Regions from separate parts of the Homo sapiens genome. Here region 1 is linked to region 2. A link is a loop called in an ENCODE intact Hi-C map of the cell type or tissue named here. Cell type or tissue: mesothelial cell of epicardium. All regions are shown on one strand. Each heading gives the region's core, and the rest is flanking DNA. Links, peaks and the distances in the headings are about the cores only.

Region 1 (7,560 bases), core at 1,156-6,155, 150 kb after region 2:
CCCGACTCTATTAAAAATACAAAAATTAGTTGGGTGTGGTGGCACATGCCTGCAGTCCCAGCTACTCGGGAGGCTGAGGCAGGAAAATCGCTTGAACTGGAGAGGCGGAGGTTGCAGTGAGCTGAGATCACGCCACTGAGACTCCAGCCTGGTGACAGAGCATGACTCTGTCTCAAAAAAAAAAAAAAAAAGTGGCAGAGTATTTTCCTGATGTTCAACTATTTTTGTTTTTCCTGAATTAGCAGTTTTATGAATCAGTGTGTTCTTTAGAATTCTCACAATCCTTACCCAGTCCAAACAATATAATTTTAAAATTATCAGAAACCTGTACTCAACTTGTCTGGGCTATTTTCATCTTTTCATGAATCTCCTTACAGACACAGTACTCTAGGATTTTGCATGTTTTTGAAGTTTGTAGAAACTACATCAGAATTAAACCATTAACTGTAGAAATGACTTCAAATAATTATAAAGAAACAAATGAAACAAACTTATTATGTCTGTGACCTGCAATAACTTATCATAACCATAATTATGACTAATAGCTTATACTCAGATATATAAGATTTTTAGAAATTTCATAATATTATGAAATAAATGTTAATATATATTAAAATAGAAGTTGAAGAAGATCAAACATTATCTTTAATTCAACAATGCTTTTCATGTAATTTAACATATCAAATAATTACGTTTTTTACTCTTTTGGATGTTGCATAGACCCTCTGTAGCATCCAAAAGTTAGGGGTCTAGGCCGTGCCCAGTGGCTCACACCTGTAATCCCAGCACTTAGGGAGGCCAAGGCAGGTGGATCACCTGAGGTCAGGAGTTTGAGACCAGCCTGGCCAACTTGGTGAAACCCTGTCTCTACTAAAAATACAAAAAATTAGCTAGGCGTGGTGGCAAGCCGCTGTAATCCCAGCTACTTGGGAGGCTGAGGCAGGAGAATTGCTTGAACCTGGGAGGTGAAGGTTGCAGTGAGCCGAGATCATGCCATTGCACTCCAGCCTGGGTGAAAGAGTGAGATGCTGTCTCAATAAAAAAGAAAAAAAAAGTTAGGGGTCTAATAATACATAAAATTTGTGTTCAAGAGAAAATTGTTATACTTTTTAATTAGTGTATTATCAATGGTAAAGCTAATTTTAATAAAACCTTACAAGTAAATTCATCAAATTTGTCATTTTTGGCCAATCTAGATTTCCATAAATATGTTATAATCTCTCATAATCATTTAAACTTTTTATATTTTATTTTTATCTACTATTTTATTTTTTCAATTTGACACAACCATTAAGTAATTTCAAACTACACTAAATGTTTCTAACTTCCTTCATCAAAAGCATTTTTTGCTTTCGTTTCTACACTCTATGCAGAATTGTTTTTCGTACATCTAATTGATTTAATTATATATAAATCACATTAACTCTTTTTTTTTAAGATGGAGTCTAGCTCTGTCACCCAGGCTGGAGTGCAATGGCGGGATCTCAGCTCACTGCAACCTCTGCCTCCTAAGTTCAAGCAATTCTCCTGGCTCAGCCTCCAGAGTAGCTGGGACTACAGGCGCATGCCACTATGCCTGGCTAATTTTTGTATTGTTAGTAGAGATGGGGTTTCACCGTGTTAGCCAGGATGGTCTCAATCTCCTGATCTCATAATCCTCCCGCCTCAGCCTCCCAAAGTGCTGGGATTACAGACATGAGCCACAGTGCCTGGCCTCATTAACTCTTAACAACCTTTTAGTGAAATTCCTAGGAAGCAATTTTGAACTGTTTCAGTATTTGTAGACAAAATTTATTTTATATTTTAAATAAATATTTTTTAAATTTTTTTAAAATAACAAATCTAAATATATTTAGCTTTTTTATATTACATAAAAATAAGATTCTGATCAGGCATGGTGTCTCATGCTTGTAATTCCAGCACTTTGGGAGACCAAGACAGGAAGGCTGTTTAAGCCCAAGAATTCAAGTCCAGCTGGGGCAACATGGCAAAATCCCATGTCTACAAAAAATACAAGAATTAGCTGGGCATGGTTGCCTGCACCTGTAATACCAGCTATTCAGGAGGCTGAGGTAGGAGGACTGCCTGAGTCCAGAAAGTTGAGGCTGCAGTGATCCATGATGAGGCTATTGCACCCCATCCTAAGTAATAGAGTGAGAACCTTTCTTTAAAAAAGGCCAAAGCACATGAACTTAATGTTATGGGGTTTTTTTTGGTTTATTATTATTATTTTAATAGTTTTGGGGGTACAGGTTATGTTTGGTTACATGGATAAGTTGTTTAGTCGTAATTTCTGAGATTTGGGTGCACCCATCTCCTGAGTAGTGTACACTGTATCCAATGTGTAGTCTTTCATCTCTCACCCACCTCCTGCCCTTCCACCTGAGTCCCCAGAGTTCTGTGTATAATTCTTATGCCTTTGCATAAGAGCTTAGCTCCCACTATTTGGTTTTTCATTTCTGAGTTACTTCACTTAGAATAATTGTCTCCAACTCCATCCAGGTTGCTTCAAATGCCAATATTTTGTTCCTTTCTTGACTGAGTAGTATTTCATTGTTTGTGTGCGTTTGTGTGTGTGTGTGTGTGTGTGTGTGTGTGTGTATATATATATAGTGATATATATGCGTGTATATATATAATGTGAAATATATATATATATATATATATATATATATATATATATGCACACATATATATCACATTTCTTTATCCACTCATTGGTTGATACGAATTTAGGCTGGTTCTGTATTTTTACAATTGCAAATTATGCTGCTGCAAACGTGTGTGCATGTGTCTTTTTAATATAATGATTTCTTTTTGTGTGTGTAGATACCCAGCAGTGGGACTGCTGGATCAAATGATAGTTCTATCTTTAGTTTTTTGGGTTTTTTTTTTTTTTTGAGACAGATTCTCACTCTGTCACCCAGCTGGGGTGCAGTGGCACGATCTTGGCTCACTGCAACCTCTGCCACCCGGGTTCAAGGGATTCTCCTGCCTCAGCCTCCCAAGTAGCTGGGATTACAGGCGCCTGCCACCACGCCCGGCTAATTTTTTCTGTATGTTTAGTAGAGACGGGGTTTCACCATCTTGGCCAGGCTGGTCTTGAACTCCTGACCTCCTGATCCACCTGCCTCCGCCTCCCAAAATGCTGGGATTACAGGCGTGAGCCACCCCTCCCAGCCCTACCTTTAGTTCTTTAAAAAATCTTCATACTGTTTTTCTCTAGTGGTTGTACTAGTTTACATTCCCACCAGCAGTGTAAAAGTGCTTTTGTTTCACCACATTTCTGTCAACAGCTAGTATTTTTAAATTTTTTAATTAAGACCATTCTTGTAGTGTGGGGAAAAGCAAGAGAGATCAGATTGTTACTGTGTCTGTGTAGAAAGAAGTAGACATAGGAGACTCCATTTTGTTCTGTACTAAGAAAAATTCTTCTGCCTTGAGATTCTGTTAATCTATGACCTTACTCCCAACCCCGTGCTCTCTGAAACATGTGCTGTGTCAAACTCAGGGTTAAATGGATTAAGCGTTGTGCAAGATGTGTTTTGTTAAACAGATGCTTGAAGGCAGCATGCTCCTTAAGAGTCATCACCACTCCCTAATCTCAAGTACCCAGGGACACAAAAACTGCGGAAGGCCGCAGGGACCTCTGCCTAGGAAAGCCAGGTATTGTCCAAGGTTTCTCCCCATGTGACAGTCTGAAATTTGGCCTCCTGGGAAGGGAAAGACCTGACCGTCCCCCAGCCCGAGGAAGGCATCTGTCTCCTGCCCGTCCCTGGGCAATGGAATGTCTTGGTATAAAACCCGATTGCACGTTCCATCTACTGAGATGGGGAAAAACTGCCTTAGGGCTGGAGGTGGGACAGGCGGGCAGCAATACTGCTTTGTAAAGCATTGAGATGTTTATGTGTATGCATATCTAAAAGCACAGCACTTGATTCTTTACCTTGTCTATGAATGCAAAGACCTTTGTTCACGTGTTTGTCTGCTGACCCTCTCCCCACTATTGTCTTGTGACCCTGACACATCCCCCTCTCAGAGAAACACCCACGAATGATCAATAAATACTAAGGGAACTCAGAAGCTGGCGGGATCCTCCATATGCTGAACGCTGGTTCCCTGGGTCCCCTTATTTCTTTCTCTATACTTTGTCTCTGTGTCTTTTTCTTTTCCAAGTCTCTCGTTCCACCTAACAAGAAACACCCACAGGTGTGGAGGGGCAACCCACCCCTTCATTGTAGGAGTAAGGTGGTATCACATTGTGGTTTTGATTTGCATTTCCCTGATAGCTAGTGATGTTTAGCATGTTTTTATATGTTTTTTGGCCATTTGTATATCTCCTTTTGAGAATTGTTTATTCATGTTTTTAGCTTACTGTTTCATGGGATTTTTTTTTTCTGATTCTTTTGAGTTCCTTGTAGATTCAGAATATTTGTCTTTTGTTGGATGAATAGACTGTGAAGATTTTCTCCCACTTGGCGGCTTGTAAGTTTACTTTGCTGATTATTTCTATTGTGGTCAAGAAGGTTTCTGGTTTAATTAAGTCCCATTTATTTTTCTTTGTTTTTGTTTTATTTGCTTTTGGGTTCTTGGTCATGCACTATTTGCCTAAGCCAATGTCTAGAACAGTTTTTCTGATGTTAGCTTCTACAATGTTTACAGTTTCAAGTTTTAGATGTAAATATTTTCTCCATATTGAGTTAATTTTTGTATAAGATAAGAGATGAAGATTCAGTTTTATTCTTCCACATGTGGTTTGCCAATTATCCCAGCAGCATTTGTTGAATAGGGTGTCCTTTTCCTACCTTACATATTTATTTACTTTCTCAAAGATCAGTTGGCTGCAAGTATTTGGCTTTATTTCTGAGTTCACTATTCTGTTCTATTTGTCTGTGTGTCTACTTTCATACCAGTAGCATGTTGTTTTGGTAACTATAGCCTGGTAGTATAGTTTGAAGTTAGGTAATGTGATGCCTCTGATTTTTTACTTTTTGCTTAGTCTTGCTTTGGCTATGTGGGCTTTTTTTAGGCTCTATATGAATTTTAGGATTTCTTTTCCTAATTCTGTGAAGAACGATGGTGGCATTTTGACAAAAACTGACTTGTAGAATGCTTTCGTCAGTATGGTCATTTTTACAATATTGACACTACCTATCCATGAGCATGGGATATGTTTCCATTTGTTTGTGATATCTATGGTTTCTTTAAGCAGTGTTTTGTAATTTTCTTTGTAGATGTATTTCACCTCCTTGGTTAGGTATATTTCTAATTATTTTATTTTTTTGCAGGTTTTTGCAACGAGTTGAGTTCTTGATTCGATTTTCAGCTTGGTAGCTGTTGGTGTATAGCAGTGGTGCCGATTTGTATACATTGATTTTGTATTCTGAAAGTTTACTGAATGTATTCATTAGATCTAGAAGCTTTTTAATAAATCTCTAGGGTTTTCTAGGTATAAAATCATGAATTCAGAAAACAGTGACAGCTTGACTTCCTCTTTACAGATTTGAATGCAATTTATTTATTTATTTTTATTGTCTAATTGCTCCAGCTAGGATTTCCAGCACTATGTTGAATAGAAGTGATGTAAGTGACCATTCTTGTCTTGTTCCAGTTGTCAGGAAGAAAGTTTTAATTTTTCCTCATTCAGTATAATGTTGGCCATGGATTTGTCACAGATGGCTTTTATTACCTTAAGGTATGTACCCCCGTGCCGATTTTGCTGAGAGTTTCAATCATAAAAAGATGCTGGATTTTAAATATGTTTTTCTCGTCTGAGTGTGGTGGCTTATGTGTGTAATCCTGGCAGCTTGGGAGGCCAAGACTGGTGGGTTGCCCGAGCTCAGGAGTTCAAGACTAGCCTGGGCAACATGGTGAAACTCTTTCTTTACCAAAATACAAAAAATTAGCTGAGTGTAGTGGCGCACACCTGTACTTTTAATTTTAGCTACTTGGGAGGCCGAGGCATGAGAATCTCTTGAACCCGGGAGGCAGAAGTTTCAGTGAGCCAAGATCATGTCACTGCACTGCAGTGCAGGTGACAGAGATTTCATCTGAAGGAAAAACAAATGTTATTCTGCATCTGTTGAGATGATCATATGGTTTTTGTTTTTAATTCTGCTTATGTGAGGTATCACATTTGTTGACTTACGTATGTTAAACCACCCCTACATCCCTGGTATAAAATGCACCTGATCATGGTGTATTATTATTTGATATGCTGTTGTATTTGGTTAGCTAGTATTTTGTTAAGAATTTTTGCATCTATGTTCATCAGGAATATTAGTGTGTAGTTTTGTGCTATGTTCTTTCCTGGTTTTGGTATTAGGGTGATACTGGCTTCATGGAATGATTTAGGAAAGATATCCTCTTTCTCTATTTTTGAAATAGTTTTATTTAGGTTGGTACCAATTCTTCCTTAAATGCCTCATAGAATTCAGCTGTGAATCCATCTGGTCCTGGACTTTTTTTTTTTTTTTTGGAAATTTTTTATTACTGTTTCAATCTCACTACTTGTTATTGGTCTATGCAGAGTTTCTACTTCTTTCTGGTTTAATCAAAGAGGGTTGTACATTTCCAGGAATTTATCCAGCTCCTCTAGGTTTCCTAGTTTGTGCATGTAAAAGTATTCATAGTAGCCATGAATTATCTTTTGTATTTCTGTGGTACTGGTTGTAATATCTCACATTTTGTTTCTAATTGAGCTTATTTAGATGTTCTTTCTTCTTTTCTTGGTTAATCTCACTAATGGTCTATTAATTTTGGTTATCTTTTAAAAAACAAATTTTTGTTTCATTTGTCTTTTGTGCTATTTAAAATTTCAATTATGTTAATTCTTCTCTGATTATTGTTTGTTTTTTTGTTTGTTTGTTTGTTTTTGTTTTTTGCTGGGTTGGGGTTTGGTTTGTTCTTGTTTCTCTAGTTCCCTGAGGTGTGAGGTTAGATTTTCAATTTGTGCCCTTTCAGACTTTTTGATGTAGGCATTTAATGCTATGAACTTTCCTCTTAGCACCACTTCCGCTGTATTCCAGAGGTTTTGATAGGTTGTGCCACTACTATTGTTTAGTTATAAAAAAATTTAAATTTCCATCTTGACTTCATTGCTGACACAACAATTATTCAAGAGCAGGTTATGTAATTTCCATGCATTTGCATGGTTTTGAGGATTTATTTTGGAGTTGATTTCCAATTTTATTCCAATGTGGCCTGAGAGAATACTTGACATAATTTTGATTTTCTTAAATTTGGTGAGACTTGTTTTGTAGCCTAATTATATGGTCTATTTTGGATAATGTTTTATGTGCTAATAAATAGAATGTATATTCTTCAGTTGTTGAGTAGAATGTTTTGTAAATATCTGTTAAGTCAATTTATTCTAGAGTATAGTTTAAATTCACTGTATCTTAGTTGACTTTCTGTCTAGATGACCTTTCTAGTATTGTCAGTGGGGTATTAAAGTACCCCATTATTATTTTGTTGCTCTCTATCTCCTTTCTTATGCCTAGCAGAAATTGTTTTATAAATTTGGGAGCTCCAGTGTTAGGTGCATATGGATTTAGAATT
Region 2 (7,560 bases), core at 1,536-6,535:
GTTGCTGGGCCTGTCAATATGTCACAGTCATCTCTATGGCAGAATGCAGGCAGAAGTAAAGGATTTCATCTCCCAGGTGATGGTTAAAAAAATACATCCCAAAGCACTCTGTGGGAAGGCCTCAGGCAGAAGCCTTCCAACTCCTAGGTGTTTGTTTCAGTGATATGTCACAATAACCAAAATATGCAGGTCTCAGGCAAGTGAGGAGGGTCACACCACCTAGGTGCTAGGTCAAGTGATCTGTTACAATCTTTTTTTTTTTTTTTTGGCAATGCTCAAGCAGAATAGAAAAGTCACATCACCAAGATAATGAACAAAAACATGTGTTAGAATATTTCTGTGTGAGAGCCCATGCAGGAAAGTCACATCACCATGTTGTTGGATCCAGAGATAACGTTGTAATACATGATGCATGTGGGTCTCAGGCAGGAGAGGAGAGTAACATCACTTAGGTGCAGGGTGCACCTAAATTCACATCACAATTTCCCCTTAAGCACACCCCAAGCAGTAGCAGAGAGTCACATCACCTAGGTTCTTGGTCCAGCAGTATTTCACAATACCCCTGAGGGGATGGCCTAGGCAAACAAGTCACATTACCTAGGTGAGAAGCCTAGAGATATGTCACAATGTCCCTTGTGGGTAGGTCTCAAAAACAAGAGAAGAGACATAGCCTAGGTGCTGGGCTCAGCTTTATGTTCCAATCACCCCAGTTGGAAGAAGCCAAGAATGAAGAGGAGTCACATCACATAGGAATTATGTCAAGTGGCATATCACAATTCCCACTGTGGACAAACCCCAGAAGAAAGGAGTCACATTATCTAGGTGGGAGGCCCAAACATATGTCACAGTGACTCCTGTGTGCAGGGACCAGGCAGAATAATACACCACTGTTTTACTTGTCCCAGCAATAAGTCCCTCTCTATTCTGTGGACATGGCCAAGGCAGGAGAGGAATGTCACCTCACATAGGTAAAAAGGGCATCTACCTGAGCTTGGTCTATAGGAGAGATTGTAATGGGTCAAGAAATATGTCACAATGCTCTCTGTGGTAAGGGTTCAGGCAGAGGACTCACATCATCTTAGTACTGGGCCCAGTAGTATGTCCCAATGCCTTCTAAGGGAACAGCCAAAGCAAAAAAAGTAATATCACCTTACTGTTAGGCACAGTCGTATCTCATAATCTCTTTTGTGAGCAGAAACTTAAAAAAAGAAAAGTGTCAGCCGGGCGCAATGGGTCATGCCTGTAATCCCAGCACTTTGAGAGGCTGAGGCAGGTAGATCACCTGAGGTTGGGAGTTCGAGACAAGCCTGACCAACATGGAGAAACCATGTCTACTAGAAATACAAAATTATTTGGGCATGGTGGCACATGCCTTTAATCCTAGCTACTCGGGAGGCTGAAGTAGGAGAATCACTTGAACCTGGGAGGCAGAGGTTGTAGTGAGCTGAGATCACTCCATTGCACTCCAGCCTGAGCAAGAAGAGTGAAACTCCGTCAAAAAGAAGAAGAAAAAAGGAAAGAAAAGTGTCATATCAGCTAGGTGCTGGGCCCAACAATATGTCCCAATACCCCCAGTCATTGGGGAACAGGCAGGAAAAATAAGTCACATTTCCAGGGTGATTGGAAAGATGTATCTTACAATGCCCTCTGTAGAAAGGTCCAGGATGAAGCATTACCTCACCTGGCTGATGGACTTAGCAATATGTCACAATGGCCTATGTAGGTAGGGCACAAGCATGAGAGTCACATAATCAAAGTGTGAGACCCAGCAATATGTCACAATAAACATGTGGGCAGCACCAAGGCCAAAGAGGAGACTCACATCACCTGGGTGCAAGGTTCAGCAATATGTCACAATGACCCCTGTGGGCTTTACAAGGCAGAATAGAGTCTGGTTCCAGGGATATATCACTGCGAGCTGGGCCCAGGGAAGAGAGTCAAACCATTCAGATGCTGGGCTGAGGTGTATGTCACAATCACACCTGTAGGAAGGTCCTGTGATGACATTAACAATAACACACATGTCCCGAGTGAAGGGATGAGAGTCAACACCTCCTCCATTTTGGGTCTAAATACAGGAGTCAGTCTCAATGGTGGACTGGGTTTGTGCATGAGCCTCAATTTCTCTTGCAAACTCTGTGCCTTAAAGTTACAGCCACAAAGGTGCACTGAATCTTGGTTAAAGAGTCACCAACCCAACTATGGAAAGAATCCGAGAGTCCATTTTCCAACATTCAACTGCCTCCAAAAGTAACATTCAGAACCTCAAAAGTGGGTTGTGTTCATTTAAGTAGATGACAATCTTTGCTATTAACTGGGTGTGAATATGACTGTCGCAATCTCACCTGTGTGCTCAGCCTTGCCAGTACACTCTTTTTACCACCTGGGTGCTTTATATGGTATGCAGGAGAGTTGCAATCTGCTCTGAGACCTTTGTACTTCTGTGGATTCTTAATCTTATGTGGTCCTAAGTCTAACTATGAGAGTCAACATCTCTCATATTGCCAGGGTCCAGACAGGAGAGTCCTCACTTGCCAATGAGCTGGGTTTAGAAATGAGCCAGCATCTCACCTGGGCATGGTGGCTTACACCTGTAATCCCAACAGTTTGGGAGGCTGAGGCAGGCGGATCACCTGAGGTCGTGAGTTCAAGACCAACCTGACCAACATGGAGAAATACTAAAAATACAAAAAAAAAAATTATCCAGGTGTGGTGGCACTGCCCGTAATCCCACCTACTTGGGAGGCTGAGACAGGAGAATTGCTTGAATGCGGGAGGCGGAGGTTGCAGTGAGCAGAGATCACACCATTGCACTCCAGCCTGGACAACAAGAGGGAAACTCCATGTTAAAAAAAAAAAAAAAAAAAAAGGGTCAGCATCTCAACTGGCCAGATGTTCAGATATGATAGTTACAATTTCAACTGTGGACTGGATCTGCATGTGAGAATCATGACCTCATCAGTGGGCTCTGTCTATGTATGAGGGTGACAATTCTAAAAATAGGCAGAATGTGCTTACAAGAAACATAATATTTAGGCCAGGCATGGTGGCTCATGCCTGTAATCCCAACACTTTGTGAGGCCAAGGTGGACAGATCATGAAGTCAGGAGATCAAGACCAACCTGGCTAACATGGTGAAACCACATCTCTACTGAAAATATAAAATATTAGCCATGCATGGTGGCACGTGCTTGTAGTTCCAGCTACTCAGGAGGCTGAGCCAGGAGAATTGCTTGAACCCGTGAGGTGGAGGTTGCAGTGAGCTGAGATTTCACCACTGCACTCCAGCTTGGGTGACACAGCGAGACTCTGTCTCAAAAAAAGAAAAAAACATGATCCAACCTGCTTTGCAGCCCTAACCAGGACTGAGGCAGGAGCCTCCCATTTTAGGAGTCTGGCTCAGTAAAATGTCACAGTACCAAATATGCAGTTCTCAGGCGGAACAGAAGAGTCACATGACCTAAGTTCTTGTTCCAGTGATATGTCCCAATCTTGCCTTTTGGCAGGGACCAGGGAGAAGAGAGCAGTCACATCACATAGGTGATGAATGAACATATATGTCCTAATACCCCCATGTACAGAGAAAATGCAGGACAGTTGCATCAGCTATTTGCTGAACCCAGTGATATGTCAAAATATGCAATTTATGCAGGGCCCAGGCAGGAGAAGAGAGTATCATCACCTAGGTGTCAGGCACAGTGACACATTACAATATCTTCTTGAGAGTCTAAGCAGTGGAGAAGAGCGACATCACCTAGGTGCCGAGTCAAAAAATATGTCAGTCAGGCATAGTGGCTCATGCCTGTAATCCCAGCACTTTGGGAGGTGGAGGCAGGTAGATAACCTGAGGTCAGGAGTTAGAGATCAGCCTGGCCAACATGGTAAAACCCTATCTCTAACTAAAACTATGTGGGGGTTCAGTCAGGATGGTGGGAGAAATTGTAAAATTATAGGAAATAAAGACAAACCCTTGTGGAAGGCCTGGGGATTTGCATAAACTGTTTGGCTGAAGGCAGCTGAATTCTCCTAAAAGTTCAGGGCATAGATACATAGGAATGTAGACTAGTTTACCTAAATAACTTATTCACAAATGTGGTTCTAAAACTAACCTTTGATAGCTCGTGGGCAGGATGGCTCTTTTAGAGGGGAAGGCGACCAGGTTGATTACCCTCTATTAGTGTTGACTCAAAGCGTTTGTCATTTAATGTGTGCTGAATAAATGCCAGCAGGGCCAGTGAGTCAGGGCCATGGCTGCAACTCTTTACAGCCCTCTCCTTGGAGTCTGTAAGTGGCCCGGACCCTCAGCCGATCTGAGAAGCACAATATCTGTGTCAGTGTACATTATTCATCTGTCATTGTGTCAGGGTCTGCAGGACAAACCCCTGCAGCTGGTGCCCCATGTGAGGAATGCTGTGCAGGGAGCACGACGGACCCCCAAACAATGGTAAAAAAGGAACTGCACAGTCAGTGAGTAATCGGTAAGTCATTGGTGCCCACATGAGATTTCCAAGTTTGGCGGGGATTGTTCAGGCTGAGGTTTCATCATGGGACAACAGTTACCAGCTCAGCGGAAATAGTATATAAAAGCATTGAAATAGCTGCTTAAAGCTAGTGGAGCCTCAGTTTTGAAGGCTCAATTAAGGGACCTAATGCAAACTGTTGCAACCCATAACCCACGGTTCCCAAAAGAAGGCATGCTGGACATAGAGCTCTGGGAACAAGTGGGGAGAAATCTTAAGCAACACCATGTGCAAGGGTAACGCATCCCAGTATCATCTTTAATATTATGGGCTCTAGTGAGGGTGGCCTTGGTCCCATTATACACAGAAGAGCCTAAAAAGGGGAAAAAGGAGGAATCATCACCTGCCTTACCACCTCCTTCTCCCTCAGCCCCAAAATAACAAAGAAGAAACAGAGGTTTTACCTAAGCCTCCTCCTCAAATAAATAGGAAAAAAGATGAGGGATACACTACAGCAATGCAACCCTGTCTTAAGCAAGTAGCATTAGAACGGGAGCTATTAGCCTGCCCAGTAATGTAAAATCAATGAGGAAACCAGTTACATAAAGAGTTGAGAGACCAGGCACGGTGGCTCACCCCTGTAATCCCAGCATTTTGGGAGGCTAAGGCAGGCAGAACATGAGGTCAAGGGATCGAGACCATCCTGGCCGACATGATGAAACCCTGTCTCTACTAAAAATACAAAAATTAGCTGGGAGTGGTGGCACACGCCTGTAATCCCAGCCACTCAGGAGGCTGAGGCAGGAGAATCACTTGAAAACCCGGGAGGCAGAAGTTGCTGTGAACCAAGTTTGCACCATTGCACTTCGACCTGGCCCAGCCTGGTGACAGAGCAAGACTCTGTCTCAAAAAAAAAAAAAAAAAAAGAGTTGAGAAAAGGCATTAGAGGCCACAGCTGTGCAGCCAAGCAGGCAGCGGGCAGAAGAAAAGGTTTGGCAGCAGGGAAGCTCACAGACATGGTGCCAGCAAATGCTCCCAAAAACAGCCTGTGTGGTGTCGAGGATGGGGAGCCAGGCCCAGCATGCCAGACCTAGCCTGCTAAGGAGGGGTGGAAGGCGTGCACGGGAAGGTCTGCCAAGCCAGCAGCAGCCTGGTGGTGGGGGAAGGGAGCAGCACAAGCGAAAAGTGGCACAGGCAAAAAGTGGCGCCTAGGCAAGTGCAACATGACAGCCACCCCAGGACCCGCGCTGCTGCCCTCCAACTCCACGGGCAGCCCACAGCAAAATTTCATGTGTTCCTTGTATACAAGCTATCAGGCCTCTGAGCCCAAGCCTGCAAGTACACATCCAGATGGCCTGAAGCAACTAAAGAACCACAAAAGAAGTGAAAATAATTCCTGCCTTAACTGATGACATTCCACCATTGTGATTTATTCCTGCCCCACCCTAACTGGTCAATTGACCTTGTGAAATTCCTTCTCCTGGACAATGAGTCTCACAACCTCCCCACTAAGCACCTTGTAACCCCCATCTCTGCCTGCAAGAGAAAAACTCCCCTTGACTGTAATTTTCCACTACTTGCCCTAATCCTATAAAACTGCCCCACTCCTATCTCCCTTTGCTGACTCCTTTTTCGGACTCAGTCTGCCTGCACCCATGTGATTAAAAAGCTTTATTGCTCACACAAAGCCTGTTTGGTTATCTCTTCACACAGACATGCGTGACATTTGGTGCTGAAGACCCGGGATGGGGGACTCCTTCGGGAGACTGGTCCCCTGTCCTCACCCTCACTCCATGAGGAGATCCACCTACAACCTCGGGTCCTCAGTCCAACCAGCCTAAGGAACATCTCACCAATTTCAAATCAGGTAAGCGGTCTTTTCACTTTCTTCTCCAGCCTCTCTTACTACCCTTCAATCTCCTTGTCCTTCCAATTCCAGTTCTTTTTCATCTCTAGTAGAGACAAAGGAGACACATTTTATCCATGAACCCAAAACTCTGGCACCAGTCATGGACTCAGGAAGACAGTCTTCCCTTAGTGTCTGATCATCATGGGGATGCCTGCCCTGATTATTCACCCACATTCCATTGGTGTCTGATCATCGTAGGGATGCCTGTCCTGATCACCCACATTCCATTGGTGTCTGATCACCGCAGGGATGCCTGCCTTGGTCATTCACCCACATTCCCTTGCTGGCAAGACAATTGTGGGGATGCCTGCTTTGGCTGCTCACCCATGTTACAGCCCAGGGCTGCTCACCCCACACCCTTCTCCACATCTCTACCCTTCTCTTCAAACTTCACTATGGGTTACCTTCCACCCTCCATTCCCCCTTCTTCTCCCTTAGCCTGTGTTCTCAAGAACTTAAAACCTTTTCAACTCACACCTGACCTAAAACCTAAATGCCTTATTTTCTTCTGCAACACTGCCTGGCCCCAATACAAACTTGACAATGGTTCCAAATGGCCAGAAAATGGCACTTTTGATTTCTCCATCTTACAAGACCTGGATGACTTTTGTCAAAAATGGGCAAATGGTCTGAGGTTCTAGACATCCAGGCATTCTTTTACACATCGGTCCCTCCCTAGTCTCTGCTCCCAATGTGACTCATCCCAAATCTTTCTTCTTTCTCTCCTGTCTGTTCCTTCAGTCTCCACCCCAAGTTCTGAGTCCTTTAAATCTTCCTTTTCTAAGGACCCATCTGACCTCTCTTCTCCTCCCCAGGCTGCTGCTCACCAGGATGAGCCAGGTCCCAGTTCTTCCTCAGCCTCTGTTCCCCGACCCTATAATCCTTCTATGACCTCCCCTTCTCACACTTGGTCCAGCTTACAACTTTGTTCCACAACTAGCTCTCCCCCACCTGCCCAAAAATTTCCTCTTAAAGAGGTGGCTGGAGCTAAAGGCATAGTCAAGGTTAATGCTCCTTTTTCTTTATCCGACCTCTCCCAAATCAGTTAGCATTTAGGCTCTTTTACATCAAATATAAAAACCCAGCCCAGTTCATGGCCCGTTTGGCAACAACTCTTAGATGCTTTACTGCCCTAGACCCAGAGAGGCCAGAAGGCCGTCTTATTCTCAATATGCATTTTATTACCCAATC

Evidence for each region. A loop is a pair of places that touch in the nucleus more often than their neighbours do. Peaks named below come from ENCODE experiments on the same cell type or tissue, not always from the same donor. Only the 100,000 strongest peaks of a DNase experiment are listed, where the experiment ranks them.
Region 1: it touches region 2 in a loop (22-fold over the local background); 3 of 110 quality-filtered maps call a loop at or near these places.

What each region holds. Positions count from the first base shown.
Region 1 is chr19:23,689,352-23,696,911 of GRCh38, forward strand. No RefSeq gene overlaps it. Among named protein-coding and RNA genes, the nearest start is that of ZNF675, 5.9 kb to the left of the region's middle. In mesothelial cell of epicardium, for the core only: no CTCF peak of the experiment used is centred there; no DNase peak of the experiment used is centred there.
Region 2 is chr19:23,543,723-23,551,282 of GRCh38, forward strand. It overlaps LOC105372338 (a long non-coding RNA gene), which reads left to right and starts at 6,160. Exons shown (of 3, transcript XR_936486.2): 1 at 6,160-6,327. In mesothelial cell of epicardium, for the core only: no CTCF peak of the experiment used is centred there; no DNase peak of the experiment used is centred there.